4 separate regions of the Homo sapiens genome follow, and all the other regions are linked to region 1. The links are chromatin contacts, found by Hi-C or POLR2A ChIA-PET in ENCODE. All regions are on one chromosome and are shown on one strand. The core of a region is the stretch at or near the end of the contact, and the rest is flanking DNA. Distances in the headings are between cores, read along the strand shown. Region 1 holds the start of NUP214 (nucleoporin 214). Region 2 has its middle 44 kb from the start of FUBP3. Region 3 holds the start of FUBP3 (far upstream element binding protein 3). Region 4 overlaps RAPGEF1 (Rap guanine nucleotide exchange factor 1).

Region 1 (3,099 bases), core at 265-2,764:
GTGGCACAATCTTAGCTCACTGCAACCTCCACCTTTTGTGTTCATGCGATTCTCCTGCCTCAGCCTCCTGTATAGCTGGGAACACAGGCGTCCGCCACCACACCCGGCTAATTGTTGTATTTTTAGCAGAGACGGGGTTTCACCATGTTGGCCAGGCTGGTCTCGAGCTCCTGACCTCAGGTGTTCCACCCACCTCGGCCTCCCAAAGTACTGTGGTTACAGGCGTGAGCCACTGCTCCCAGCCTATTTTTATTTACTTTTTTTTTTTTTTTTTTTTTGAGACGGAGTCTCGCTCTTTCGCCCAGGCCAGACTGCAGTGGCGCTGTCTCTGCTCACTGCAACCTCCGCCTCCCGGGTTCACGCCATTCTCCTGCCTCAGCCTCCCGAGTAGCTGGGACTACAGGTGCCCGCCACCGCGCCCGGCTAATTTTTTGTATTTTTAGTAGAGTCGGGGTTTCACCGTGTTAGCCAGGATGGTCTCCATCTCCTGACCTCGTGATCCGCCCGCCTCGGCCTCGCAAAGTGCTGGGATTACAGGCGTGAGCCACCGCGCCCGGCCTTTTATTTACTTTTTGAGACAGGGCCTGGCTCTGTCACCCAGGCTGGAGTGCAATGGTGCAATCACAGCTCCCTGTAGCCTCAACCTCCTGGGCTCAGGCAATTCTCCCACCTCAGCCTCCCGAGTAGCTGAGACTACATACGCATGCCATCACTGCTGGCTAATTTTTGTGGTTTTGTTTTGTTTTTTATAGAGACGGGGTCTCGCCATGTTGCCGAGGCTGGTCTCAAACTCCTGGTCTCAAGCAATCCTCCTGTCTCCGCCTCCCAAGTGCTGGGATTATAGGCATGAGCCACCCGCGTCTCATCAATTAAATAAATAACCCCTAGGACGACTAAGATGTCTTCAAGATTACATGAGATCCCACATCTGAAGGTTTTTGCAAAGGACTTGGCACAAACTCGTGCGACTAGACATGGATATGGCTCTTGCTCTGGAAAGGATCACCTTGATAGGAGCAAACAAAGCTGGTCTTCGGTGCCCTTTAATCTCCCCTCCCAGCCTTCCACCTTCCACACTTTAAGAGTCGTCCCTGCCGACCCCCCGACCCCGTTTTTCTGAACCTCCCTTCCTCCCCTTGCATAGTCCAAAGCCTCTCTCTAAAGCAGCCCCCCGAAAACATCTGTCAAGTTCCAAACTTATCTGAATCGGAAGCTACCAATAGCCAACCTACATCTAAGGGGAACTGTAAGATTTCAGAAGAACAAGAAGCATAGGTCGCTTAGGCGTGGGCCACCCAAGAAGAGAGACTTAACACTAGGTAAGCCCGCGCTGGCTGCGAAGGCGGGAGCGGCACCAGGACCATCCAGGGCGCAGGCGCAGGGACCTCACGGCCACGCCACTACTCAGCCCGAGCTGGCCAATGGGGAGCGGCGGCCGGAAGAACGCGCGGCTTCGCTAGGTTCCGCGGCTTCCTCTGACCAAGCTTGACGTCACCAAAGCGCGCCGGAAATGCGAGGTCAACTGCGCGCCGCTGGCGCTGAGGGGAGGAAGTTTGCTGTCGAGCGGCCTGGGTTCCGTGGGCAAGGCCGTGGGAGGCAGCGTTGGCTGCTTCGACACACTGAGGGCGGCGCGATGGGAGACGAGATGGATGCCATGATTCCCGAGCGGGAGATGAAGGTCAGAGACTAACCGGGGCCTCCCTCCCTTCTTTAGTCCTGGCGTTGCCTTGGAGCCCAGCTGAAAGGCGAAGCGCGGTGCTGGCTGTCCCGCCTCCTGCTTGAACAGTTTACCGCGTTCACAGCTCTCACCAGCGCGTCTGCCGCGCCGCTGGCGTGATAGCCCCACCGAATGCAGTTTCCCAGTCCCATCCTGGTCTCGTGCACGGCTGTTGAGTTACCCTAGCTACTTCCTGGGGCGGTCACAATAGTGGCAATAACTGCTGTTTATTGAGTGTTGACTGTGTGCCAGGCACTGTGGTAGTCATCGCGGCAGCCCTACGAAGTAGTCGTTAACGTAGAGGAGTAAGTTGAGGCTCGGAAAGTAATTTCCCTAAAGTCACATTTGACGCGGGGCTGAAAGCCAGCATCATTTAAGACCTTTGCTCTCCCAGTACTTCTGTAAGGTGATACGGGCTTGCCTAACGTAGAGTCAGGGAAGGTCATCCATCCTGCAGAACCTTTAGTTGATTGGACTAGGAAGACTATTTTGACCTCGGTATATCAGCCTAAAGTCAGGAACCTAAAGGGAGGGCCAAGTGGTCCCAGTGATAGCAACGTGGGAGTCCCCCAGGGATAACTTCAGGATGGTGTGTTTAATAGTTCTTATATGGGTTCTGACAGAATGAGGGTACAACAGACGGGCTACATCTGTTTTAAATAGTGAAAAGAAGTAAGTTGCAGGAAGATTTTAGGCATCTGTGTGAACAATAAATCACTAAAATGCATTTAGGGCATAGTAATACCATGTTTAGAATAGTGATTTTTTTTTTTTTTTGAGACAGAGTCTTGCTCTGTCACCCAAGCTGGAGTGCAGTGGCATGATCTCGGCTCCCTGCAACCTCCACCTCCCCGGCTCAAGCGATTCTCCTGCTTCAACCTCCCTAGTAGCTGGTATTACAGGCGCCTGCCACCACGCCCCACTAATTTTTTATATCATTTGGTAGAGACTGGGTTTCACGATGTTGGCCAGGCTGGTCTCGAACTCCTGACCTAACGTGATCCGCCCTCCTCTGGCTCCCAAAGTGCTGGGATTATAGGCGTGAGCTACCGTGCTGTCCTAGAATAGTGATTATTTTTTGAGAATCACCACCTGTGGTGAGCCACCTAATGGGGTTGTGTCATATTCCTCAGATATGCTGGGGTAGAAGAAAAAAAGGTTTTATTAATAGAACCACAGACTTAGAAGATGGTAATCTCGCACTCCCTTTGGCAGCACATATAAAATTGGGATCATGCAGAGAAGACTATTATGGCCCCTTTACATGGATGACAGACAAATTCATGAAGTGTTCCATATCAGAAAAAAATGAGGGCCGAGTGTGGTGGCTCATGCCTGTGAGCTTGCACTTTGGGAGGCTGAGGTGGATGGATCACTTGAGG
Region 2 (3,099 bases), core at 383-2,882, 590 kb before region 1:
GTCTCCCCACCCATAGGGTCTCTGCCTCCAGGAGACCTCCAGACCTTCCAGCCAGCGTGAGGCCTGTTACAGGCTTGTGTGACTTCCCCTCAGAGCAGTGTCAAGGCTGTAATGAATGATGATTTCTGGGATTTTTCATTCACTGTCTATCCCCCGTGCTAACCTGGGAGCTTCTCGTTCACCTCAGTATTCTCAGCCCCTAGCAGAAGACCTAACCCATAACTGATGCTCAAAAGATACTTATTAAATCAAATGATATATAACTCAGACAGAGATGAGTACATCTGAACAAGTGGCGCCCAGGAGCTAGCACGCAGAATGGGCTTTGAAAGTGGATACAATTTCACTAAGTGAAGATGGAAGAATGGAGGTTTCCAGGGGGGAGAGCTCACCATGAACGAAGAAAGGGAAGCAGGAAAGTGTGTGTCAACTTCAGTGCCCGGAAGTGCATGCACAGCAAAAAACAAATATTTTTAACCTTTTTACAAAAAATACTGGGAGTCTCTCTCAACCTATTCTGGTCTGGGGGCTGCCCAATTCATGAATCACCAGAATAAGTAAATAAATGTATAAATAAAATACTTATGGCAGGGTGTGGTGGCTCACACCTGTAATCCCAGCACTTTGAGAGGCCGAGGCAGACAGATCACTTGAGGTCAGGAGTTTGAGACCAGCCTAGCTAACATGGGGAAACCCTATCTCTACTAAAAATACAAAACTTAGCTGGGTGGGGTGGCACATGTCTGTTATCTCAGCTACTCAGGAGGCTGAGGCAGGAGAATCACTTGAACCTGGGAGGTGAGGCCGCAGTGAGCCCAGATCATGCCACTGCATTCCAGCCTGGGCAACAGAGTGAGACTCTGTCTCAAAAAAAAAAAAAAAAAAAAAAAGACAAAAACTTACCAAACGAATGACTATTTGGAAGGGTGGATGGACGGACAAGCAGATGGGCAACAGGTTAAAGCAAAGCTCCTCCTTTTAAGGAAACAGAAACCGAGGGCTGGAGAGAAAGGGGGCTCCTGAAGATGACTGCGTTGCATTGAGGCAAAAGGAAAGCCGTTGTACCTTCAGACCATCTCTCGCCATCCACCCTGCGTGACCATTGCCTACGCCAGTCTTCCCTCCTCCCAGGACCCCTGCCCCCCACCCCCAGCATCCTCTCCAGTGCCCCCTCAAAGGTAGCTACTTTCCTGCTCATTACTTTTTACCAAACCTGGAGCCGAAGCCCTGAGTGAGCAGCTGGAGGCGGGGATGGGCCCTTTGTCCAAGCCTCAGCCCGAGGGTGGGGGTGGGGAATGAAGCTGGGGGGCTCCGTCCTCCCCGCTCTCTCTGCCATCTCCCTCGCTGACTTTTGTCCTTGGATCGCCTGCGTGATCAGAAGAGGTTTCATTCTCTGGCAACTGTGCAGCCATTAGCGAGAGGCAGACGCATTACCCTCTCACCGCACAATCGTTGGCTACTTCAGTTATTCTATTTCACCTGAAGACTTTATTTGCAGCCGAGCCTCCCCTCCGGAGCAGGGCAGGCCCCATCTGTCGGACAGTTTGCTCCAGCGTCTCCGGCCATTATGCCTCCACTTGGAGGACGGGATGGATGGCATGCGTGCAAGGGAGCAGGGGAGAGAGCGAGCTGGGGAGAGAGCGTGCGTGTCTGCCTGCCTGCACTCCCTCCCACTTGTCTCTTTATCATTCTCCCAGGGCCGAACAGAACTTGCTTTGAAGAGTGATGTCAGACGTGTACAAAACAGAGCGATAAAACCTAATGCACTCGCGCCCCTTTGTCTGCCTGATTCTCCTCCCGAACATTTCCCACTCAGAAAGCCACTTAAAACACATCAGCAGTAACTCCACAAAACAGCCACTTGTTGGCTAATTGAGCTAAGCAGCTGCCAGCAGGGCTAGGGGAGGGGTGGGGAAGGAAGCTGGAGGCCCCTCCACTCCCCCAGCCAGAGCCTGGCTCCTGGGGAGGGTGCCCGGCCCAGCCATTGCCTCCCTCCCGTACCTCTGCACCGCAAGGCTCTGCAAGGAGAGAAGACGCAGCTCTGCTCACTGGGTGGAGGGCGGGGAGGCAAGGAACTCGCGCCTGGGGGGCCGGGTTGGGGAGCCAGGTGGGCAGGATTCTCTGCCAGCTCCCTGGGAGTCACTGGCCATCTCTGGGCCTCAGTTTCCCCACCCACCCCATAAGCGGGTTGGACTGTGGCTTCTGGGGTCTCTTCCAGTTCCCAAAGGCTGCCTGTTGTTACGCACTGGGAGCTTCCGACAGACCTGGGTTCAAATCCCAGCTCTGCCTTTTGACCTGTAGCCTCAGGCTCTCTGAGTGTGTTTCCTCATCAGGAAAACGAGATACCAGCAGCGCCTGTCATGATTAGCACAAGGTGAGGTGGTGCCTGGTTAGTCCTTGGAGCCAGTCAGCACAAGACAGGGTTGCTGGGGCTCATAACAGGGCAGCCCCTGGCCCAGACTTGGAAACTAGGGTGAGCTAAGCTGAGATCAGAAAGATAAGAACCTCACCAGACTAGGGTGTGGGCACAGGCAGGGGCCAGTGAACAGCATATGTAAGAGTCCTGAGGCAGAGCTGAATTGGAGGACCAGAAAGAAGGCCAGCGTGAGTGGAGTCCCAAGGGAGGAGACAGAGAAGTGGCCAGGGCCAGGTGAGAAGGACCCAGTAGACTGTGGTAAGGAGCTTGGCTTTATCCTGAGGGCATAGGGAGCCATGGAGGGAGGGGAGCAGCCAGGTACCTTTTTTAAAGACCCTTCCTGGTTTTAGATGGAGAAGAAGCTGGTGGTCAGGGTTCAAGAGCAGAAAAGACACTCTTCCTACCCTGTTCCAACAGCCCAGCCTGGATGGCAAAAGCGACAGACCCTCCCTCAGAGGGACAAGGATGAGACGGCCGAACCAGTGCTCCTGCCCGGGCTCCACAGGCCCCTTTCCTCGCTGGCCCCACTGGAGAGGCAGGGGTTAAGCTCCATGGCCTGTCCCCTCTGTCACACATGTACCCTGCCATCTCTGGGCTCAACTGTCGCTGCGCTGTATCGGGACTCCATCAGAGAGGCTCAGGCAGCAGCTTGCAGTGTTCAGGCCGGCGGTCTCGAGGGTGGC
Region 3 (3,099 bases), core at 381-2,880, 550 kb before region 1:
TGGAACATTTTTTCTGAAAGCAATCTTCAATCTTGCAATTTTGCCAAATTCTTTTATTTTGCCATAATCTATGAATTATTCTACTTGGCATTATTGAATGCAAAATAAGTTTACTAAGCACCTACTATGTGCCACACCCTAGGGATACAGGGAAAAATAAGTCTCTGCTCTAAAGTAACTCACAGTCTAGGAAAGAAGTCATTAACAAATAAATAACTATACTTTGGTTATTGGTCAAGTATTCCTCATACTTCTTTAGAATGCCCAAAGCTCTCTTGGCATAATGACACAGTGAGGGGTGAGGGTGGGGTCATCAAGGAAAGTTATATGGGACTTTTTTCCCCAAGAAAGGGTCTTGCTCTGTCACCCACGCTGTACTGCAGTGGCGTGATCATAGCTCACTGCAGCCTTGACCTCCAGGGCTCAGGTGATCCTCCCACTCCAGCCTCCCAAGTAGCTGGGACTACAGGTGTTTGCCACCACGCCCAGCTAATTATATTTTTTGTAGAGACGGGGTCTCACTATGCTGCCTAGGCTGGTCTTGAATTTCTGGGCTCAAGAGTTCTGCCTGCCTTGGCCTCCCAAACTGCTAAGATTACAGGCGTGAGCTACCGCACCCGGCCCGTATTGGATTTTATTTATTTCCTTTTCTTGGTGCTCATCCTCCTTCACAACTTCAAGATGGGCATAAGATGTTTGACAACATGGTTCTTCATTAAGTCCAACTCCTTATCATAATAGGGCTTGGGAAATATTAAACACGAGGGCAATCGTGCTAACACAAAAATGGGCGCCCCCTAAACCTTGTTACTTGTTTGCTCACTTATAAGAAGAGCCAACTCAAAGGCTCAACTGAATTCTAGCACTAAGATTCCTTCCTTGCTGTAGAAGATCTGTACCTGGTCACTTCCATTAAAGTTACATAGGCGTTCCAAGAAGCCTCCTGCAATACAGTTGTGACTCAGCCGGTATGGGAGTAATGACGGTCCTGTGGTATTTCCTGCACCCCCAGAGTCCCAGAGTTTGTTAAGGACCGTGTAAGAGGACACCACGCTGGCTTTTCAGTGGGCGCGTCTCTCCTGGGGGCATCACCAGACAACCCCAGGCGGAAGTGGCGGTGGCCCATCCTCATGCAAACTGCAGTGTAAGAACTGGGGCCCGGGACTCCTCGCAAATGTGGGACACTGACATTCTGTGATGCTGTCCCAATGCCCTTTCAAAGCGCTCAGCCCCCAAATTCCCAACCAACAGCCATTTCAGGGAGGGGCTACCCAGGACCAGGCTTTTGATGAACCACGACTGTTCGGGGTGCCGTCTTGGGAGAGCCACGTCAGTCCCTCTGAGATTCCAAACGGCCGACAGCGGACACCTCGGGACCACATCCAAGCCTCGGGGACCTGTCAAGACGCCATCGACGGTCCTGGACCAAATCCCGCCCGGGAAGGGAAGGGTCGCGACCGGACCCTGGAGACCCACGGCTGCCTGGCGATCTGAGCCCACCCCGGCGCTGCCGTCCCGCCCCCACTTCCGATCGGTCGAAGGTCACGTGCCCTGACCCCGCCCCGCAGACGCGACTCCTCCAGCTGCGAGCGTCCCGGCTTTCCCTTCCGCCGGAAGTAGGGCGACTTTCCTTTTCCGGCTACGGGTCCCCAAGCGGAGCGGGAGGCCGGACCGGGGAGCCGAGCGGCGGCGTCGGCGGCGTCGGCGGCGGCGGCGACGGCGGCGGGGGCGGTAATGGCGGAGCTGGTGCAGGGGCAGAGCGCTCCTGTGGGGATGAAGGCCGAGGGCTTCGTGGATGCCCTGCACCGGGTCCGGCAGGTACGGGCGCAGCCGGCTGGCAGGAGCACGAGATCCCGAGGCGGGGCCTGGCGGGCGGGGAAGAGGGGTTCGGGCCTGGGGGGCGGGAGGCAGCCTGAACCGACGTCTCAGCCGGGCCGGGCCGTTCCGTGGAGTTCCTACAGCCGGGAGGAGCCGGGGGGATAAGGCGCCACTGCGAGGCCCAGGCCCGGCCTGTCGGGCGGGTCTCCCAGGTGCCTGAAGTCGCTGGGAAAGGGTTTGCTTAGAGCGTCTGGCCCCATCGTGCCCCAGCGGCCAGCCTGGACCCACAGTGTAGCTAGCGCGGGGTTCTGAACCTCGCGAGGGGAGGGGTCCGGGAAGCCCACGGGGAGGATCTGGGTGTAGACATAAAGCAGCTGTCTGACGCCCAGTAGCTTGTTAAAACTTGGGGAACATCGTCTTTAGACTTTCTGTTGAGTAGAAGGAACTCGAGGGCATCTTATATGTGAGGGTGCTCTTTGGAGAGGTGAGAGAGGGAGGTGTTACATGTGTGGGGGTGGTCCCCAAGATGTAGAAATTTCTCATGGCAAGCTTGCCTCTACTGGGGAGAATGATATGGCCTCATTCCGACATTGAAACTTTACTGTCTGACAATGTCGTGCATTTAATCAAAGTTAAATTAACTGGGTTTTAGAAGGCTCCAGGCTTCCCCAGAGAGTGAATATGGGACCTGCCAAAAATACTTACTGGCTTCTGGCATGGTACTTAGAACAGAACGTGTTCTTCATTTGTATCTAAAACTTACTTACAAGTCAGCCCTAACACTTCAGCTTCCTCGGTTAAGTGTCTTATGTCCTCCTCTCTTCTTATGTAATTGTAAGCGCACTGATACTTTAAAAGTTGGGCTATAACTAATTACTGCTTGATTCCTAACAGAAAGCCACAGGAGTCATTGTATTAGAAGAAGGTCTTCACTCGGGCGCTTGAAGATATGGTCTTTACATCTCTTTCCAGTATTCCAGGGGAGGGAACCCTACCTGTTTCCCTGATAACTGACTTTTCATGTTATATATTGATGCTCCTATAGACATTATATTGGATCCCAGAACTTTCCAAACCTGTGGTTCCACCTAAAATTTTATCTGATGAATTGTTACTTTACTGCCTAGCTGCCAACCAGTACAGTAGTGAGTATCCATCTTACTTAGACTTCAGATCCACCCATGGCTGTAATGGATGAACATGCCACCCAGCTCCCCTTCCACCACTCTGCTTGCTGGCGTGTTACAGTGCTCTCCTCTACAGTACAGGGTCCTGAACCTT
Region 4 (3,099 bases), core at 271-2,770, 530 kb after region 1:
CACGTGACTTAACAAGGCCAAAGTTCAGTTCCCTTGCTAAAGACCTTCCAGGTGGCCAGGCAGGATCAGATAAACTACCTGCCCTTTGCAAATTACCTAGGCACCCACTGCGCTCTGGACCAAAGAGAAAAGCCAGGGCCTGACCCGCATTCACATGTGGTCAAACCAAACAGCTTCACAGCTGTGTGATGGCCAGAGCTGCAGAAAGCCCTTCTTAGTCCCCAGATGGGGACACAAGTCAACAGGAAGCTGCTGCACCTGGCTAGCTCACCTGGAACAGCTCAACAGGGTCAGGAGGCTCTCAACACCAGCCCTCATATGTCAGCAGTCATCCCTCGCATTCAAATGAACTGGGATGGTGTGACTTCTCCCGCTCCCCTCTGTCCTGCCTCTTCTCTCTCTTCACCCAAGCAGGGTGGATCCCATTTACAGTTTATACTTCCTTCTTTATACTTCAACATGGATGTGAACAGTCTAATCCTTCATGTGATGCTTAAGAGGGTGTGCACTGTTAGCCAGGCCTGGTGGTACATGCCTATAGTCCCAGCTACTCGGGAGGCTGAGGCAGGAGAATGGCGTGAATCCAGGAGGCAGAGCATGCAGTGCAAGATTGCACCACTGCACTCCAGCCTGGGCGACTGCCACCACGCCTGGCTAATTTTTTTGTATTTTTAGTAGAGACGGGGTGTCACCGTGTTAGCCAGGATGGTCTCGATCTCCTGACCTCGTGATCCACCTGCCTTGGCCTCCCAAAGTGCTGAGATTACAGGTGTGAGCCACCGCGCCCGGCCAAAAAATTTTCTAAAAGGGGGGTGTGCACTGGAGTCAGAATGTTTGCATTCAAATACTTAGATATCATCTCTCTAAATCTTTCCCTTATTTTGTCTGGAAAATGAGTGAGATAACATTATATTTCTTGAGATGGCTGATGTGATGTAGATTAAATGAGATATTTACTGTGGATAATACAATAAGGTATTTCACAAAATGCCTGGCACACGGCACCCGCTCAACACAAGGAGCTTGGATGCATAGCAAGGTCGATAGATACCGAATTCTTATTTCCCAGCTGCTTCCAGATCTTCATCCAGTTATTCTGCAACACTGAACATTTAACTCACTATTCTAAGTAAATGAGACCTTATAAATGCCCACTCTTCTCTTCCTTTGGCACTGAACCAGAAGTCTCAATCTGGCTTTTAGCCTATTAGTCTATTTCCCTCTTTGGTTTAACCTGCCTCCCTGCATACGGATCCTATTGCTGTCCCTACTCCATGTCTTCTGATGGCAGCCCCACAGTGTCCCTAAAAGACACAGCCTCTTCCCTCACCAGGCAGGTTCCCAAGTCAGATGGGCTGTCAGAGCAGTTTCCTAATCCATGTGACTTGTATCCTGTTGAGTAGGACTGAAGCAGGGAAAGCAGACACAAATGGGGAAGTCTGGGCAGGATGCGTGGGTTCTCTGGTGCTCAAAGATCTTCAGGCTGGGTGAGCCAACTTCCGCTTTCTCCACTGTCTACTGCCCTGAGTTGCTGTTCAGGCAGGCATGGGGCTGAGGAGCTGGCAAGATTCACAACTGCGCCGTCATGACCACGGCGGAACTGGGGTAGACAAGTGAGGTGTAGAGGTCGATCACCAAAAAACCCTCTCAGGTTCATGCAAGGGCAGGGACCAACTAAGGGCACTTCTGCCTATGAGCTGTTGATGGAACTCAAGAGGTTTATTATTGCACTCACAATTCTTGTCTGCCTTGGGCAAGGCTGGGAAAACATGTCAGCACCTAAAGACAGTGCAATGCCTACCAATAAATCTCCCTCCTCAGGGTATCCACCTCAGCACAGCCAGCTCTAGCACAAGAAGCCATAAATCAGGCAGAGAGAAGAGATTCTTTCAAATGACAACCAACCTTCTCAACGCTGGAAATCGAGGACAGCACTAACTAGGACAGTATGTTTGTCACATCCTTCTTGAAACCTTGGGTTAGCAGCACAGGCTTCAGGTGATTCTCAAGGTCATTCACACTATGCCTTTGAGTGCTGAGGAGGTACTATAATGCTTTGCGATAGCAGGGTGGGGAGGAAACGACAGGTGCCCTCACATGAACACTGCTGTTAGGGCAATCTCGCCAACGGCTCCAGACAGGCAGGCAGACAGACAGACAGACAGACAGATGCACTCTCCCTGCCCCTTTCTCATGCACGTCAATCATCTGGGATGGAGGGCGACGTGAAGGGAGTGTTCCCACATGACTGCTGCGTCGCAGGCAGTGCCACCAACTGCTCTCTTGCTATTCCCCTGCTTTTCACACTTAGGAAGTTACACTGTAGAATTTGTATATGCGTCTCTTTAGTAATTTTCTAGAATTGAAGTTAAAACAAAAAATTTAAAGATTTCATACAAATATATATATGTACAAGTTATAGAGAATGAATCAAATCCAGGCACCCACCATCTGGCCTAGCAAACAGAACCTTCTGCAGCGATGGAGGCGGCCGGTACCTGAACTGTCTAACACGACAGGCACTAGTGGCTACTGAGGCCTGATTGTGGCTGCTGTGGCTGAGGCACTGAACTGTGAGTTAACTGTGTAAACAGCCCCTGGGGCTGGTGACTGGCACACTGGATGGTGCAGCTCGAGAAGCGGATGGATTCCACTGGTGCTGCCATGTGCTCCTCTACAGCCACATCTCTTCCCTACAGGCAGCCCGACTCTGACTTTCAGACTTATCATCCCTTACTTTTCAGGATAGTTTATATCGACATATACAGTTTAACTTATAAGTTTGTGAACGTTACCTAAGTGATGGCATATTGTAAAGATTCTCACGCTCTTGTTTTTTACTCAATAGCAGGCCTGACACTCAGGCATGCTGGGGTGTATCAGTGATTTCGTTTTCAATGCTGAGAAATTCCGTAGATTCCATAATCCCAGCTTTATTTATCTGCTCTCCTGTCAGTGGACACTGGGTCGCTTCCAGCATTTTTGCTTTAATAAACAATGCTGCTCATACATGTCTCCTGGAACACATGCCAACAGTCCTCTAAGAGCAGAACGGCTGGATTGTAGGGTATATGCCACATTGATTCTTACAGATATTGC

Evidence for each region. Hi-C counts contacts between places; a loop is a spot of excess contacts on that map. ChIA-PET counts read pairs that join two places held with the same protein, here RNA polymerase II (POLR2A). Pooled maps may share reads with other maps.
Region 2: POLR2A ChIA-PET joins it to region 1 with 11 read pairs in HepG2. The contact joins the enhancer-like site here to the promoter of NUP214 in region 1. POLR2A ChIA-PET finds 5 or more read pairs at or near these places in 5 of 52 experiments (HEK293, HepG2, K562 and 2 more).
Region 3: a map of CD4-positive, alpha-beta T cell shows a loop between it and region 1 (6-fold over the local background). The contact joins the promoter of FUBP3 here to the promoter of NUP214 in region 1. A Hi-C loop is called at or near these places in 1 of 168 maps with a recorded cell type or tissue (CD4-positive, alpha-beta T cell), 3 of 37 single-sample maps with no recorded cell type and 12 of 50 pooled maps. POLR2A ChIA-PET finds 5 or more read pairs at or near these places in 1 of 52 experiments (Panc1).
Region 4: a pooled map shows a loop between it and region 1 (4-fold over the local background). The contact joins the enhancer-like site here to the promoter of NUP214 in region 1. A Hi-C loop is called at or near these places in 6 of 50 pooled maps.

Annotation. Positions count from the first base shown.
Region 1 is chr9:131,124,072-131,127,170 of GRCh38, forward strand. It overlaps NUP214 (nucleoporin 214), which reads left to right and starts at 1,515. Exons shown (of 36, transcript NM_005085.4): 1 at 1,515-1,678. The coding sequence starts at 1,634. It also overlaps the pseudogene RNU6-881P. RefSeq lists an enhancer at 1,414-1,713.
Region 2 is chr9:130,534,424-130,537,522 of GRCh38, forward strand. No RefSeq gene overlaps it. Among named protein-coding and RNA genes, the nearest start is that of FUBP3, 44 kb to the right of the region's middle. Within about 2 kb of position 1,633, at least 5 of the 41 ENCODE cell types and tissues checked have a DNase peak (open chromatin) inside an H3K27ac peak, as active enhancers do.
Region 3 is chr9:130,577,947-130,581,045 of GRCh38, forward strand. FUBP3 (far upstream element binding protein 3) reads left to right here and starts at 1,631. Exons shown (of 19, transcript NM_003934.2): 1 at 1,631-1,818. The coding sequence starts at 1,735. LOC100272217 (a long non-coding RNA gene) reads right to left here and starts at 1,548. Exons shown (of 1, transcript NR_027440.1): 1 at 1-1,548. LOC124902286 (a long non-coding RNA gene) reads left to right here and starts at 1,894. Exons shown (of 2, transcript XR_007061818.1): 1 at 1,894-2,302; 2 at 2,713-3,099. RefSeq lists a silencer at 1,579-1,948.
Region 4 is chr9:131,655,096-131,658,194 of GRCh38, forward strand. The region is part of intron 1 of RAPGEF1 (Rap guanine nucleotide exchange factor 1); the gene reads right to left. Among named protein-coding and RNA genes, the nearest start is that of RAPGEF1, 83 kb to the right of the region's middle. RefSeq lists enhancers at 188-688, 1,856-1,935. Within about 2 kb of position 1,521, at least 29 of the 41 ENCODE cell types and tissues checked have a DNase peak (open chromatin) inside an H3K27ac peak, as active enhancers do.